Regions from separate parts of the Homo sapiens genome. Here regions 1, 3 and 4 are each linked to region 2. Evidence: chromatin contacts called from ENCODE Hi-C or POLR2A ChIA-PET data. All regions are on one chromosome and are shown on one strand. The core of a region is the stretch at or near the end of the contact, and the rest is flanking DNA. Distances in the headings are between cores, read along the strand shown.

Evidence for each region. A loop is a pair of places that touch in the nucleus more often than their neighbours do. ChIA-PET counts read pairs that join two places held with the same protein, here RNA polymerase II (POLR2A). Pooled maps may share reads with other maps.
Region 1: a map of tibial artery shows a loop between it and region 2 (3-fold over the local background). The contact joins two enhancer-like sites. A Hi-C loop is called at or near these places in 10 of 168 maps with a recorded cell type or tissue (IMR-90, Right ventricle myocardium inferior, cardiac septum and 6 more), 4 of 37 single-sample maps with no recorded cell type and 18 of 50 pooled maps. POLR2A ChIA-PET finds 5 or more read pairs at or near these places in 1 of 52 experiments (T-cell).
Region 3: a loop to region 2 is called in a map of endothelial cell of umbilical vein, with 2.8 times the contacts of the local background. The contact joins two enhancer-like sites. A Hi-C loop is called at or near these places in 2 of 168 maps with a recorded cell type or tissue (cardiac septum and endothelial cell of umbilical vein) and 1 of 50 pooled maps. POLR2A ChIA-PET finds 5 or more read pairs at or near these places in 1 of 52 experiments (HepG2).
Region 4: a loop to region 2 is called in a map of endothelial cell of umbilical vein, with 1.9 times the contacts of the local background. The contact joins two enhancer-like sites. A Hi-C loop is called at or near these places in 1 of 168 maps with a recorded cell type or tissue (endothelial cell of umbilical vein) and 5 of 50 pooled maps.

Annotation. Positions count from the first base shown.
Region 1 is chr4:123,125,482-123,129,220 of GRCh38, forward strand. All of the region lies in intron 14 of AFG2A (AAA ATPase AFG2A), which reads left to right. Among named protein-coding and RNA genes, the nearest start is that of AFG2A, 200 kb to the left of the region's middle. Within about 2 kb of position 1,915, at least 3 of the 41 ENCODE cell types and tissues checked have a DNase peak (open chromatin) inside an H3K27ac peak, as active enhancers do; they include mammary epithelial cell, where a contact is called at or near this core.
Region 2 is chr4:123,553,532-123,557,501 of GRCh38, forward strand. No RefSeq gene overlaps it. Among named protein-coding and RNA genes, the nearest start is that of LINC02435, 34 kb to the left of the region's middle. Within about 2 kb of position 1,985, at least 28 of the 41 ENCODE cell types and tissues checked have a DNase peak (open chromatin) inside an H3K27ac peak, as active enhancers do; they include mammary epithelial cell, where a contact is called at or near this core.
Region 3 is chr4:123,985,078-123,989,010 of GRCh38, forward strand. No RefSeq gene overlaps it. Among named protein-coding and RNA genes, the nearest start is that of LINC01091, 340 kb to the left of the region's middle. Within about 2 kb of position 1,459, at least 14 of the 41 ENCODE cell types and tissues checked have a DNase peak (open chromatin) inside an H3K27ac peak, as active enhancers do.
Region 4 is chr4:123,248,522-123,252,550 of GRCh38, forward strand. All of the region lies in intron 14 of AFG2A (AAA ATPase AFG2A), which reads left to right. Among named protein-coding and RNA genes, the nearest start is that of SPRY1, 150 kb to the right of the region's middle. Within about 2 kb of position 2,475, at least 4 of the 41 ENCODE cell types and tissues checked have a DNase peak (open chromatin) inside an H3K27ac peak, as active enhancers do.

The DNA of each region.
Region 1 (3,739 bases), core at 665-3,164, 430 kb before region 2:
CTCAATTTTAAAAATTTTAGCTCCCTAGTTTCTCCTCACAGACCAAATATATTAAAAGTGAACTTGTGAAAGTCACCAGTGACTACTGAACAAAATTTAATGGTTTCCTTTCTTACTGTGTTCAATTCCATAAATTTTATCCTGCTGAGTACCTGTATCTTGAAACCCTGTACCCTATTAGCTTTGATGACATGACACTTTTCCCTTCTGCTGACTCTGAGTCTAGTACTCTTTTATTTCAGTGGAATTTAATAATCACCTTAATATGGCAAATATTTAAACAAAAATCTGAATCCAGTCCAGCCTCCGGTTTTGTTTTATAATTCAAAATTTGAAATCTCAATTATTTTATCTCAATTTCTTTTTTCTGCTCTATTACCATTACTCTTCTGGTTGAGTTATTTCCTTTATTACTGCCATTGCCTCTTGACTCGTTTCTCTGCCTTCAGTCTCTTTCTCCACCATTTCATATTCATTCTGTTTTATAGTATTCTTCCTAAAGGAGTGATATACTGTTAAGGAACATACAGGGACTCCTTGTTTGCCTCATCAAGTCCAGCTCTTCATTCTGGCTTTTTCACTTTGCAAAAGTTGCCCATACCCCATGCAGCATCTTACCATTATAGTATTTTCTGTTTTCACTGAACATTTACCTTTTATCTTGGCAATTATGTCTTCTGGTAGTCATGTGATATGCACGTACTATTATACATTCATTATTTTCTCCAGGCTTTTGCTTATTTTGTCTCCTCCTCTTTCATCTAAAACCATGCTCATTACTTTTCCTTGACTGCCTGTCTTAACAGCCTTTTCCATGAATTTTTTATTTTTGAGGTTTTGTTTAGTTTTTACTAAATTGGCTCTACAAATCTTTTTTCTCTAGCTTACTTGTCTTCTGTACCACCTAGCTTAGTTCTTGATGTTCTCTAATAGTTCATGTGTTCCAGGTTTTTCCTGTCTTTCTAATAACATGTAAGTATCTTGAGGTCAGAGAGATTGATACAGTTTGGCTGTGTCCCCACCAAAATCTCATCTCAAATTATAGTTCCCATAATCCCCACATGTCATGGGAGAGACCTGGTGGGAGGTAATTGAATCATGGGGGTGCTTACCTCCGTGCTGTTCTCATGATAGTCAGTGAGTTCTCATGAGATATGAAGGTTTTATAAGGGGCTTTTCCCCTTTTGCTCTCATTCTTCTCCTTCCTGCCACCATGTGAAGAAGGATGTGTTTGCTTACTTTTCCACAATGATTGTAAGTTTCCTGAGGCCTCCCCAGCCATGCCAAACTATGAGTCAATTAAACTTTTTTCCTTTATAAACTACCCAGTAGCCTTGGGTATGTCTTTATTAGCAGCATGAGAAGGAACTAATACAGAGATCAAATCATATTTTTGATAGCCGTCAGATAATAGTTGTTTCATGAATTTTGCCCGTTAATTAAAAATAAGACTACATGGCCAAGTGCAGTGGCCCACACCTGTAATCCCAACATTTTGGGAGCCTGGGGCAGGAGGATCACTTAAGGCTAGGAGTTTGAAACCAGCCTGGGAAACTTTGGGAGACCTTGTCTCTACAAAAATTGAAAAATCAGCTGTAGCCCTGGCTACTCAGGAGGTTGAGGCAGGAGGATTGCTAGCTAGATCCTAGAGGTTGAGGCCTATGGTGATCCGTGATCTTGCCACTGCTCTGTAGCCTGGGTGACAGGGTGAGACTCTTGTCTCTAAAAATAAATAAACATAAGACACAGAAGCTAAATATTTAAATCTCTTTAGTTTTCACAGGAAGTCAATAATGAAACCAGGATCTGAGTAGAAACAGTTATTTTAAAATCATAATATCACAGTTTTATCATATCAGTTTTTATAGTTGTAAAAATTTCACATCAGCAGAGGGCAGTCAAACCATAGTTCATTCAACTATCTTATGGGAAATTAAAATTTTCTCTGTGTTTTTCTGCTTAGGACACAAGCTGTACTTTATATAATCAGTTTGTAAATACATTTCAAAGCTCTTCAGTTGGTAAGCTGATAGAATTGTATTACTGTTTAGCCACGGAAGGTAAACAGTTTTTTTTAATAAATTTAAATAAAAGGAATTAATTTTTTTAGATCATGAAATGCTTTATTATTTGGTGTTTTTGATGGATGGCCACTTTACATAGAAATTTGTTTTTTCTGCCTCAGAAGCAGTATTTCTGTTAAATTGCCTGTTATTAATTAGGCTATTTTTTATTCAAAAATATTAACTTTTATGGAATACCTTTATTTTCCCCTATGAACTTGAGAAAAATGAGTTTTTATTAGAGGCTATAGTATAACACTAACTAAAATGTAGTTTGGAAAGTTTTATTGAGTTTTTCTTCCTTAACCTTTTCTTTGGCTGGCTGCAAACAACTAGTGATAATGTGTTTTTAGATGTGCTTATTTTCACCTCTTCCTCCTGGAGGTTAAGCTAGTACTCATTAAGGAAAAAATACAGTTTATACTAAACAGTGTTTAACATATACTGATGGTATTACTGTATTTCCTGTTTTGTGTTCACAATGAGAAGATTCTGAAAAACTGTCTTTGTGTAAATACTTTACTGACATACCAGACAAGTATAATCTTGTCTGCTGGTAGGCAGGAAAGAGTGATGTCCTGGAATGTTGTTGAGAAGGAAATCTCTTTGTGTTCCACAAATGATACCCTTAAACCCTTTAAGAATATAATTTTAAAATGACAGCTCTGAATTTGCTTTTCCTTCCGTTTATTAACTTTTCATGCGTTTAAGTTCAGAAATGCATTTAGTTGGGAAAAAAACCATTGTGTCTGAGAAAGAAGTATCTCCCTGGTAGTTTGTGGGAAATTATTGGTAGAAGTATCTCAGGGTAAACATAAAAACAGATTTAATAATTGTTGCTTTTTGTTTTCTTAGTTTAAACTTTTTCTGATACTTGAGTCAGGCTTTTGGTAATTCTCTACAGGCTTAAAAAAATGCAGCATCTCCAACAACCATCCGAAACATCTACCCAAGAAGTAATTTGGGGAGATTGTTGTTAGAACACAAATTTTTTTTAAAGTTAGAGTTGGAGTTTTTAAATTTTATTATTTAATGTGAGTCATTAAGACATATGAAAAGCTGTTGTGTAGTGTTAACATTGAATATTCTAGTGAATGGATTTTTATATACTTAATTATTATAGCTGAGAGTTCACTTAAAATTATACTGATGTTTCTGTTCAGTGACTGAAAAAAAAATGATTATGGTTAAACCCTTAAATAATTGACAAAACAGACATCACAGACTAGACCTGTGTGTGATTTCTGGGTCAGTGGTTCTTTTTCTTCTTCTTCTTTAGTACTCCCATCATTATTACTTACAGTGATTTTGTACTTCAGCTCTCACTCTAAAACCCAGCAAAATGGAGAATTATCTGTAAGAGTCTCCAAATACAAGGTTTAAAATGCTTGTTAATAATTTTCAAACTTTAGAAAAGTATTATATGCTTTTTTTCATCTTGAAGTTCTTGCATTGTTAATGCATGTCATATGTTGTATCCTTTGTTAAAGTATTTGCTTAAAAATATGTGGGACATTATCCTTCATATAGACCTGTTTTCATAAATCTGCTCTGATGAATTCTGAAATATGGAGGCTACTGCATTTTCAATTAAAAATCTTAAAGGCAATACTTTAAGACAAAAGAGCTAAGTAATTCAAACAAGTATTAACTAATATGGTAGTTTCATGGTATCA
Region 2 (3,970 bases), core at 735-3,234:
TCAGTGGGGTTTGTGGATGTCCCGCATCAGAACCACCTGGGGTCTGGCCAGGCCGACTGGATCTGAAAGGGGTGGGAGCTGCAGAGGGGTCTGTTTGTTTTTCAAGCCCTCCTGGAGATTCTCTCACCAGAGTTCAAGAGGCACTGCTCTAATTTTTTTTTTCTTCTTTTAGAGGCTGGGTCTCACTATGTTGCTTAGGCTGGTCTTGAACTCCTGGCCTCAAGCTATTGTCCGGCCTCAGTCTCTGAGTGGTTGGGATTACAGGCAGAACAACTGTGCCCGGCTCACACTGCTCTAATTCCTGATACCCACCCAGCTAAGTTCCTGATTCTGCTTTACACCCTTTGCCCTTTCTCTTAGGGAGTTCATACTCTCCAGCAGGCTTTGTTCTTCTGCTACCCAGAGGCCCCCCTCCAGCTCCCACCTCTTATCTAGCATCCAGCCTTCTATTTGCAGTTATTCCCAGGGAATCTCCTGCATGCTGGGTGTGACCACCCACACTTGTCATCTCTTGGAACAACATCCCCAGGAGGTAGGTATTTTTGTATCAGGTTATTTTGTAAATGAGGACATAGAGACTAAGAGGGATATATGTATGGTGATATTTGCTTTGTTAGAGGGAATAATAATAAATGTACATTGAATACTTGGATGAGAGAATGATTCACCTTGAATATACTATCTTTGTAGACTTGATATGAAACTTGGGTTTGTTGTTCTTTCTTACCTTACTTCTACTAGAACCACTGGGAGGCAGGAGAGGGGGAAAGAGATGAAAAATGCTGTGCAAAAGTTCTGCATTAACAATGAGAATAAAAAACCTGTGGGAACCTCCCTCAAAAATGACAGGGCTAACCAGGAGTGCCCTAACTGCAACTTTGCCCAATAGCATTTTCTTTTTTTTTTTTTGAATTGTGTGGTGTTCATTGACTGTTGATTATTACAGAACTGGGTCAGTTGGAGGTCAGGGAGGCAGGGAAGGGGTAAGCTGTGGGCTGAGAGATGAAACAAGCGGTTCTACCAATCCATGTGAAACCTTTAGGGAGAATGTAGGGCTTTAAAAAACACATTTGGGAAATTTTCTTTATAAAATTATCAGAAGAGTAGATCACTGCCCTGTTTACACTTTGCATATGCAACAATACAAATGTAGAAAAATAACCCATTATGAGAAAGCAGTGAAAATAATTGCACATTAAGAGAGTTAGGTCACTGCTGGCCAGATCTGGCTATGATTTGCATCAGTTTTAGTTTTTCCGAAAGGAATGTTTGATCCAACAGAAAATGGGCTTTGAGTGTGCCAGAGCTCCTCTTTCTTCTCCTGCCCCCTCCTCTTCCCAGGTTGACGATGGATCCCCCAAGGCACTTGTTGCTTCCTCCAAAGGAGCTCCCCATTACAGCTGGAAGAGAGGCTTGTTTCTCCAGCTGTCTAACCTTTAGTTTTATCTGCCTCTTGTTGACCTCTTAGTTTTATAATGAGTCAGTTTATTTGCTTGTACAAATTGAGTTTTCTTAGAAATATAACAGTTAGAAAGAGGCCAATGTTTTGTTTCCCCTTATGAAGGAGAAGTAGCTATGGGACCGGGCACGGCTGAGGCTGTTCATTCCATGCCAGTCCCTGTTGTTGGTTTATTTTAGTACCACGTAGTGAAGCCTTGTGGGCAGAGAAATATTGTCTCCCTTGTCGGAGGTAGAAATATCTGCAGGGTTTACAAGCTAATTACTTCTCGATTCCCTGGGAGTTCTAAGAATTTGCTTAGCAACTGGCCTGACCAGTCTCCCCCAGCTGCCCCCCAACATGACTACACTTACTGGTGGCGCTGATGGAGCAGTTTTCGAACTAAACAAGGATTAAGCATTTTGTGAAAATGGTGCCAGTCTTTTCCTCGATGGGACCTGAGCCTGTAACCTAGTCCAACAAAACGAGGGAGAACAAGCCAAAAAAAACCTTTTTAAGAAACAACACAGGCAGTAGGAAATCATACTGGTCAGGGCTTGTTTTCCTGGCGTGGGGCCTCATTCCAACCTGTTGCAATCAGCTCTAGAGTGTCTATAGGGACACCCTGGTGCAGGGGCCCCGCGGAGGAAAGGAACTTTTACATTTCTGTTTGACTGGGCTGCTTGCCAGGGACTAAGTTCAAAGTGCAGTTTCCAGTAATTTGCTGAGACTTCTCTGTGGGTTTGATAGGCCAGGACAGAAGCCTGCAAGCCGAAGTAATATTTCCTGATTTCTGTCATTCCTTAAGAAGAGAAGGAAGGTTGTTGAGGGACTAGGGATTGGAGAATTTGTTGGCTCTGAGAGCAGATCGGACCCCCACTTCCCCCTGTCAACCCCAGCCCCTTCTCCTCAATCCCGTCTAGGGCCATTGGCAGCCTGGCACTAGATGGAATCACACGGGCTCCCTCTCAGAGCAAACGTGAGGTATGCATTCCATGAGCCAGCGAAAGCCTGCATTGATTTACTGCATGCTAGCATTATTTGGAGCTATAAAGTTGTCGAGTAATGGCAATATGTTCTTGTTTTCTCATATCTGTAGGATGAAAGTGAACATTTTTATAATCCTTCTCTCCTCACCACATTTAGTTCCTGGTGTTAAACATGTGGGCTTGATTAAAGGGGAAAAAGAACTGCAAAAAGTTAGATTTTTACATTCCTCTCTTACAATGCCTCATTCCCTCAACCATCCCCTTCCCAGAACACTGATGGCAAGGCCCACATTCTTGTCATTTCCTCTTTGTCTCTCCCCTTCTCCCTGCCCTGTGTCTATCAGAGGACTCGATGCATAATAATTCAAAATGAATCTTTATTAAATGAAGGGGTAGGTAGTGGTGGAATCTCACTTCAAAGAAGGGTTGGGTAGAATGATATCGTTTCTATGTCTCGTAGAGGCTCACAGGAATAGTGCTTTATTGATTTTGATTACAACTGCTTTTCTACAGCAAGAAATTGTGTTGCAAAAATGTTTGCTGTGGTCCCCATATCAGTCACTCTTTACATGGAAAGGACTCAGTTGAGCATGAAAGACATTAGGAATTGGGGAGAGAACAGAGAGGTAGTGGAGCACAGCTGAACTCTCCAAGATTCTTTAGCCCTGTCATCAAGTTGCAGTCACCTTTTATTATGATCACTCACTACCTCAAACATCTGTATACCCAAACCAAAGCAAACCCCAGGAATACACAAAGAGGGTGGCGTAAAAGGGGTAAATAGCCTGTAGGAGTTACTTCCTTCTTCCCCGACAAAGTTCCTTGACTTACTTCCTTAGTTCTCCTGCAATATACTTTTCATTCGCTAATGTGCCTCTGAAAGACTGACTATATGTGCTGCTTTTCCTCTAGCCTGGAAACCGAATTATAGCAATTTAACATTATAACATAATTCTACTGCAATAAAGCAATTTGGGGCTGGTGGTAGTGATGGAGTGGATGTTGGCGGCAGTGGGAGCAGATAATTTATTAGAAGGGAATTTTTCTGCATCTGTTTAAGAAATGCCAGGATAAAGCCATGTTAGTATGAAATCTTATTTAAATATTTTTATTTGAGGATTGGAACCATGTGAAACCATCTATATATGTATCTGTGATGCCAAAAGAACTAGTTAAAGGTTTTAAAAAAGGAGACTTTTTCATTATTTGAACTTGTATTACACAAATAATGGTTTATGTACTTAATTGGCTTTTAAAAAACCTACGTGAATGAATTGACTATTTGCTTTTTACAATGTGAAGTTAAAAAACGAGTCTCAGCTGGGTGCAGAGTGAGCCTGTAGTCCCAGCTACTTGGGAGGCTGAAACAGGAGGATTACTGGAGGCTAGGAGTTTGAGGCTGCTGTGATCGTTCCTATGAATAGCTACTGCATGCCAGCTTGGGCAACATAGCGAGACCCTGTCTAAAAAAAAGTCTCAAATATTTCAGTAATCTTTAGCTATGAAAAAAAAACTGTGACAAATTGCCTATAAAACCAAGCAC
Region 3 (3,933 bases), core at 209-2,708, 430 kb after region 2:
GCTGCAGGGAAGCAGGGCCCACAGCGGGGCTTTGATAGCCACTCCCCTTCAAACACAGCAGCTCTGCTGTTGGAGCATTTCTGTCAGGGCACTTCGAAGGGTGGTTGCTCCAAAAGAATTGGAAAGCCACCATATTAAGTCTAATTCTCTAATTTTACAGAAAAAGAAGCCAAATAGAAGTTAAGAAAATTGACCCAAGGCCCAAAGGAACACCAGGGATTAAGCCCTGCTTTTATTTATTTTATATTTTAGTATTTCCGCCTGAAGCTGAGTCTTCTAACTCAGCTTCAACACATTGTTACTAAGTTATCACTGTGATGGTTATTTAAAGAAATTAGCAAATTAAGAGGCTTGGAATAGAAATTCACCTTCTGAATTTTAGCCCAATTAATTGCTATATAATACATGTCTAGTGAAAAATATATTTTGGCATCAGACTCATGGTTATTTTCAGATAGAGATTTTGACTATGCAAAAAGATGACTATGAGATAACATAGCAATCTTTTTCTCCAATAATCCTACATATTCAAATTAAGGGTGAATGATTTATCCATGTGACAAGATATATGGTAAAACAATATTACCCAACACTATATTAGGCACTTGTGTCTCCTGCTTTAGGGATCGCAGAAACTTTCTGTGCCTGGAGGGTATAGTGCCAAATACCAGCCCTATATATATTCAGAAAACACTTTTCTGCATTTCCATTACCTTTCTTCAGTGTTTTTGGCAGAAGTGGTGAAGATTTTGTTACTAGGCACTATAATAATGATGGCACTGGTGCCAATATTTTCCTCTAAGAAGAAAATAATAATTGCATTCACTATATTTAACCTGCCTGGCCAAAATAATTTCTGCTTAAAACCACAATGATGAAGCTAGGAAGTGTGACATTTTTGGTTTTCCTACCAAAATCAGTTAAAAATCTTGTTTTGAATTTGATATAGGTTATTATGATGAAATTCTTATTGGCTTTAATTTATTTGGCTTATGATTTTAATTATGTATTCATTTTTATAACAGCTTGCAGCTGATTAGTATTTTGTCAGGATGGCAAGCAAGGATATGTGTATTCCTTAATATTTGCTCTGAATTATTTGTTTATTATTCTTAATAACTTCTTGAAAAATCTTAATCAGAAAGAAGTTATAGAACAAAGAACTCCAGCCTTGGTCATAACATGAGGAAATAATTTTAGCATTCTGAAAATATGCTGAAGGATGAGACCAGCAAAAATAGGGCGGGGCTTCAACAGCCTTCTCTCTGTACAAACAACAGCTGGATGTGCCTGTTGCCACTGGTGGGGATGGTAATGATGGAAAAAAAACAATGTTTTTTTTTTAGTGTTGGAAAGTTTTCAGTGAAATCATGATGTCACCAGGATATGTTTTGTCTGTGACTATAATTTGCATAAGTTCCTTCCCATGGAACTATGTAAAATACAAAGGAATGTTTTATAGTACGTTTTGCCTCTGTGATGCCAATGCTCTTAACAGTCCATGAAGTAGACATCATGAGCAAAGAATTTCTTTTGTACATTCTCTCAAAGTAAGAACTAATGAAAAAGGAAAGAAAAAGGCTGTGCAAAGACTATAACTTTCACATTGTACTCACAGAAACAACAAGACTGTTTTGCATTCCTGATCTTTGACTAATATTTTAACTTTGTACTACATATTTTTGAGACCAGGATCTACATTCCTTTGTACTTATAGTTTGAGATGTGTTCTCATTTTATTGTTCTTCCTGTTATAATTACTTTGTGCGTTTTTTCAAATTCCTGTCTTTGAAAGATTTCAGTCATCAATCAAAAAGTATTTGAGACAAATTTTGGAGGTTTGGTTTGATATGAAATAAAGAAATGTCTTGATGTAGAGTAGAGGAGTTCAAGTATCCAATAAAATGTCTGGAAATCAAGAGCCATTGAGTGCTTACCCAAGAATTTTAATTTCAAAAATACTATTTGAACCTTGTGGACATGTTCAAGTTGGCTCATGAGTCTCCATGTGAATCAGATGATATAAATAAAATAATGAGGGGCATGGTCAGGTGAAGTGGTGTAAACATCAATGTGCCAGAGACATCCATCTCTAACTTCCACAATACTTTTGCAAATGTAATAGTTGAAAATAATTATTTTACATTTACTGATGACTTTTATTTCTGGTAATATAGCTGATTAGGTGATCTGAATCAACATTCCCATTGGAAACAAATAAGAAATACTGGGTAAAAGTTTTCAAAAAATTATTGAAAGCACCAAATAAGTGGGAACATTAAAAGGCTTCACAGGACAACTTCTAACAAAAAGCGGGAACCTGGAGCAGTAAGGCAATTACTGAAGCCATTTTTATCCTGAAAGCCTTTGTTGAACTCGGTAAACTTGACCTTCAGTTTTGAGGTCTCCACTAGAACATAAAGTTCTGAAGTCAAGGCTCAGGGTCTGCCCAGGGCGAGGAGTCAAGTAGCAGCTCTTCCCTGAAAGCTGAAGTAGCAAAAAGCTATATCCTCAGGATAAAGGTGAACAGGAATTAAACTATCCCCATCCGTCTCACCCCAGAAGAGTGCAAAGAAATTGGCCTCAACCCTGAGCCAAGCTAGAGGAAAAAACAACTTCCTGAGATGTTGTAATGACTGCCAGCTGTCTCATGGATTTATAACAACAATTAACACTATCTGTATTTATCATGCAGTGTAAACTGTGATTTAATTTTCAGCAATTCTTTAATTATTTAAATGATTGGTAGTGTTTCCAGGTACCTGGCAGAAACAAACGTGAATGTTTTTTGGAGGCATCTGCCTTAACCTTAGGCTTCAAAATTGGTTACAAATAAGTAACCCCCAACACCTTGAAAAAATAATCAAAGCATACAAAGGGGAAAAAAACCACAAGAGCAGAACAAGAAGGAAGAACAGACAACACAAAGATACCTGCAAAAAATTTCTCCTATTTTTGAAGCAAATATGAGAAAACAAAGTCCTCTGAATATTCAAAGCCCGACCCTCCTTATACCCTCTGACGGAATATAATCGACTGTGTTATTTCTCCTTTCCACCATTATTTTTGTTTACTCACTTCTTGTTTACAAAGAAATCCTCCTGTATTGAAAGAATAATGTAGGGCCTCATGCTGTAGGGCCTCATTCAAAGTCTCTTTGAAGAAAACAGTGAGACCAGAACAGATACAGGAGCTTTTCAAGTTTAACATACAGAAATTTAAATTGCCATTTTGCCAAGGTTAACACATTGAACATCAGCAATTTTATATGCTTCAGCATAGTATATTAGTTGAGCTAAGCTGCTGTTTCAAGGAGACATTAAATACAGAGAATCAAACAGTATAGTTTAGTTATCTTTCAAGTAATAGTCCAGATATGATTAGCTCATGGCTTATGAAGCAACTCTCTTATCCTCAACATAAGACTTTCAAAGTTTCTCTAATTTTTCCATTTTATAGCCATCTAGCAGAATGAAAGATGAAGCCCAGGGCAAACACATTTCTCTAAAAAGAGTTAAGAGAAAAGTTGAACACATTTCATTTGTTTATATCCCAGTGGCCCCAAATTAGTTAAATGGGGTCGTCCCTAATTTCAAAATCTGTGCCCTCAATAATTTCTCCTCTTATTTTCTCCTTTATTGAGGTTTCTGTTCTACTTATTATTATTTTTGTTTGATTAGAATCCTTTATCTAGCAATTATCTCCAATGGAGTATACTGTTTTAAAAACATTTTTGAATCCTTGGATATTGATACATATCTTTTTTTTTTTCATGCTGCCAAATGTTCAATTCTCTTCTCATTTCCTGTATTGCAGATAAGGTCAATGTGAAATATTATTTTCTGTATTCCTTTGTAAATAACCACTTCTTTATGTTTGGAGGCGTATTACGATGTTTCCTTGGAATTCAGGGTTTTATCAGGATATATGCAA
Region 4 (4,029 bases), core at 1,225-3,724, 300 kb before region 2:
CATGGAAAGATTTAATATATACAGGAATGTTCTGGGCCTCTGTAAGAGCTGATCCCTCTATCAGGTTTCTGTGCAGACAAGCATGTTTCTTCTATCTATTAGGAAAGGGTTATGAATTGAGCATTTCAGAGGCTATGGTAAGAAGCAGGGAGAGAAGGGGGCAAGTAGAGAATTGCTGAATATCAATTCTTTTTAAATATTGAGATTTAGAAATAAAAATCAAGAATCTGTATTTTGACTTGACTTTTCAATCTATTATTCTAACCTCGTAGCTCATTGTTCCATTTATTCAAAGAACATTAACATCTGCCATATATTAGGAATTCAGAGATTGCTAACATTGCCTATGTTCAAGGATCTCATAATCAAGTACTGAGGATAATTATACAAGAAGAGTAATCACTATAATAGCATTTAATACTTACTGAAGCATACATGCCATATGCCAAACACTGAGCTAAGCACATTATATCAATATAGATATAAAAACACCTGCTGATTTGTCCAAACACACAGCTAATAAGTTTTTGAGCTAGAATTTTCCTCCAGCTAAGCTGATTCTTTTGCCCTCACTTTTAACCTTGTATGCCAAATTACAAGTTTAAAATTCATTTATGTACTTGGAAGAGTCATAGAAGTTTCAATAAAAGAGAAGACTTTTAAGCTGAGACTTGAACAAGAAGTGGAGCTTCCCTGATAGACAAAGAGATAAAATGTCATTCTGAGCAGAGGGAGAAATATGTGCGAAAACAGGGAGGCAGAAAGCAGCGTGGTGAGTTTTACTAACTGGGTGTTTAGGTGCTCCTAAGCAAGTCCAAGTTCAAGTATAGCATTTCAAGTTTCTATGATTTTAGTGTAACTCCTATCTTATCTACAGCTCCTTTTCTTTTCTCACAGGGTGAGAAATGCTATACTTGAACTTGGACTTTTTTCTTTGATGTGCAATTAAATGATTAGAAAATAGGAAGTTAAGGTATTTGCAGTTAAAATGATCACATTAGCCATGATGTAGATAAAGCAAGGAAAAAGAAGGAAAGAATAAGACTGCAGGCAGAAAAACAACTAGCACAGCAGTTATGATATTCTAGACAAATGATTGTGTTGGCTTGATATCACTGAGTAAACATTTATTGGGTGCCTTATATGTGCCATAGCTGAGCTTACAGTGTTGAATAAAATGAATATGATTCCTGCCATTACATACAGTCTACAATCTGTTGGGAAAGACAGACAGTAAACAAACACACAAATACACAATAAAGAAGAATGGGTAGAAGTGACAGGTTTAAGAGAGATTTAAGTAGTGTTAGCCAGGTCTATGCATTAGTTGGATTTAGAGGAAGAAATAGATACCTAGAATAAATCCAAGGTTTCTTTGAGATAATTCAGAGCCGTTACCAAAGATCCACCTTTCTCCCTGGTTTCTGGAACTATTCTCTCCATGAATCATGATTCATTGATATGTTTTTATTAAAGTATAAAGGCTCAGTGCTGCTTTCCTTTCCTAGAGGAAGGCACTCCCTATATACACATACACACCCTTGTTGATTATTTTAAATGAATGGGAGCCAATGGGACCTGATTTTTCAAGGTGTCTATTTTAATACTTTTGTCTGAACAAGTATTTCTATGTTAATGAAATTAGATTTGAGCATTTGATAGAACATGAAACTATAAGTGTTGAATTTCAGAATTTATAAAAAAGAAAAGGCAGCCTTATAATTGTGGTATAAGGTTTGATAGTTAAGACTCCTTCATGTGAAATACCAGATGTTTTGAGTCCTTGATATAAAGGTCAGAAGAAAAGAAGGATATTGGTTTCATAATAAACTAACATGTTTACAGTAATGACTATGCAGTGTAAGCTGTGGATATTTTGTTATATAAGAATGGCAGGGGGTCCTAGAACTGGGGGCTGGAAGGCCCATTTAAAAGGTCATCCAATACGATAATTTTTAGTCTGGAGCACACAAGCAGAGTTCAGGTGAACTCCCTGGAATTATTTGCAAAATTGGGAGTATTTTTTGTATGTATAGTTTGAGGGGAATTTCTGTCAAATGCACATAGGCACCTGTAATTAAAGAGCCGCCTTCATTTTCACACATGAGGAAACTGAGGCTGTTACAGATGTAGAGACTTGCCCAAGGTCTTGAATAACTTCTCAGAAAGGGAGTTTGTTCTATGATTTGTGTTTTTTAATAAAGTTTTAATGGACAGACCACGATATCCAACATGGCCTTGGAGCCATAGGGTTCAGAATATTAGAAAGCCTTGGCTTCTTTTTTCATTGAGTTGTCATATAGTGATTTTAATAATAATAGAACATGCTATTATTCAGAATACATTCTTCCACCCTAATATCCCAAAACAGTATTTTTAAAGAAATTCTAGGAAGGGTGTTTACTCATTCAGAGTTCTACAGGAAGGAAGGCTCTTTCCTACTATTTTTTAAGCATAACTTTCACTGACAAGACCAGGCCAGAAAAAGCCTAGCTGGCTGTTGGCCCAGACAATGTTATAATAATCATTGAAGTATACTCAACCTGCACTGCCTGAGGATAGCTACAGCTAAAAAAAATAAATAAATAAGCACACACAGATGTATGCTGAGTGTTCCAGTGACTTAGCTGACATGTATGCTGTATATCCTTTGCTGTGTTCTTTCAACTATTAGAAAGGAAATTTTAAAATAGCCTAGAATTTATTATTCCAATAGGGTGAAAAGGACAACTTCAACTTTAAAAAAATAACCAAGCTCTCCAAGGCTGTATCCCCAGCAAGTAAATCAATCTGGCATATAGTAGATGCTTAATAATTTTTTTGATGAGAGAATTGTTGAAGTTTGTTAGTTATATTTCAGAAAGAGAATTTTGTTTGTTCATCAATAATGAGTATCATGTAGTGTCAAAATAGTAAAATTAAAAAGGACTGCTTCAACATTTAGAAACCCCAGATTTCAGCGCAGTTTCTGTAAGTTATTGTACGACCTTGGGCCTCATTTTCTTTGTCTTAATAAGGATATAATAATATCTAATTCCCAAAATTTGGGGGAATATTAAATGAGCTACAGTATGTGAAAGATGCTTCATAGATCCTTAAGTGCTATATAAATATTAATGTTATTTGTCTTAGATAACATTTTCAATTTTTTAAATATGTATTTACTGAAATCATCTTTATTTCCTAAGTCCTGTATTTGTTTTAGGTAGAAAGAAGTGATTTCCATGATTGAAATGGAGTTTTGAATTCTTTGATAAAATACATTTTAAGGTGTACAGAATTGTCTGCAAAGAATTAAAACACTCATTTTTAAGCAAGGGAAATATATTTATTTTATGATTTTCCTAATTGAATTTTTGCCAGCTAATTTGTACGTAAGTTAAGGATTGATTGATATATATTTGATAGACAATCACCCTCTTCTAGGTATTATAACATATACAAAAAGTATACAACAGCATTTTCCAAAGTGGAAAAGAAATATTAGTTTTTGAGATGTTCCATGATTAGAGTTTGGGAATTTAAAATAGAATTTTTACATACTACCATAGGTTTCTCCTAGATATTTTTATTACCCATTAATATAATTTCCAAAAATTCCTTCATATAGAAACCTATACAAACCTTTTATTTTGTTTCTACACAGTGTTATCCAAATTTATTTAACAAGAAAACCCTTTTTTCCATTACATTTGTTAACATTCACTCGAGTATTTTATAAAGCACTGGTATGAGATATGATGATATGACCCCATGGATTTGAACAGTCTGTTTGGAACTCTAAGTATGAACATGGTGAAGTACATTAAAACAAAACAAAACAAACAAAAATAAAACAAATTAACTATGAGATTGTGAAATGGTTGTAATATATGTCACCAAATTCATGGCTAAATCATAGAAATTGATCTGTCACAGCTTGTTAAATAAGTATTCTTTCTCTTACATGACTTCTTACGTGATTTTTTCCAAACTGCTTAGTCAAAGAAGATAATCTTTCCAGATAGAGAAAATTTTAAAATATCTTTA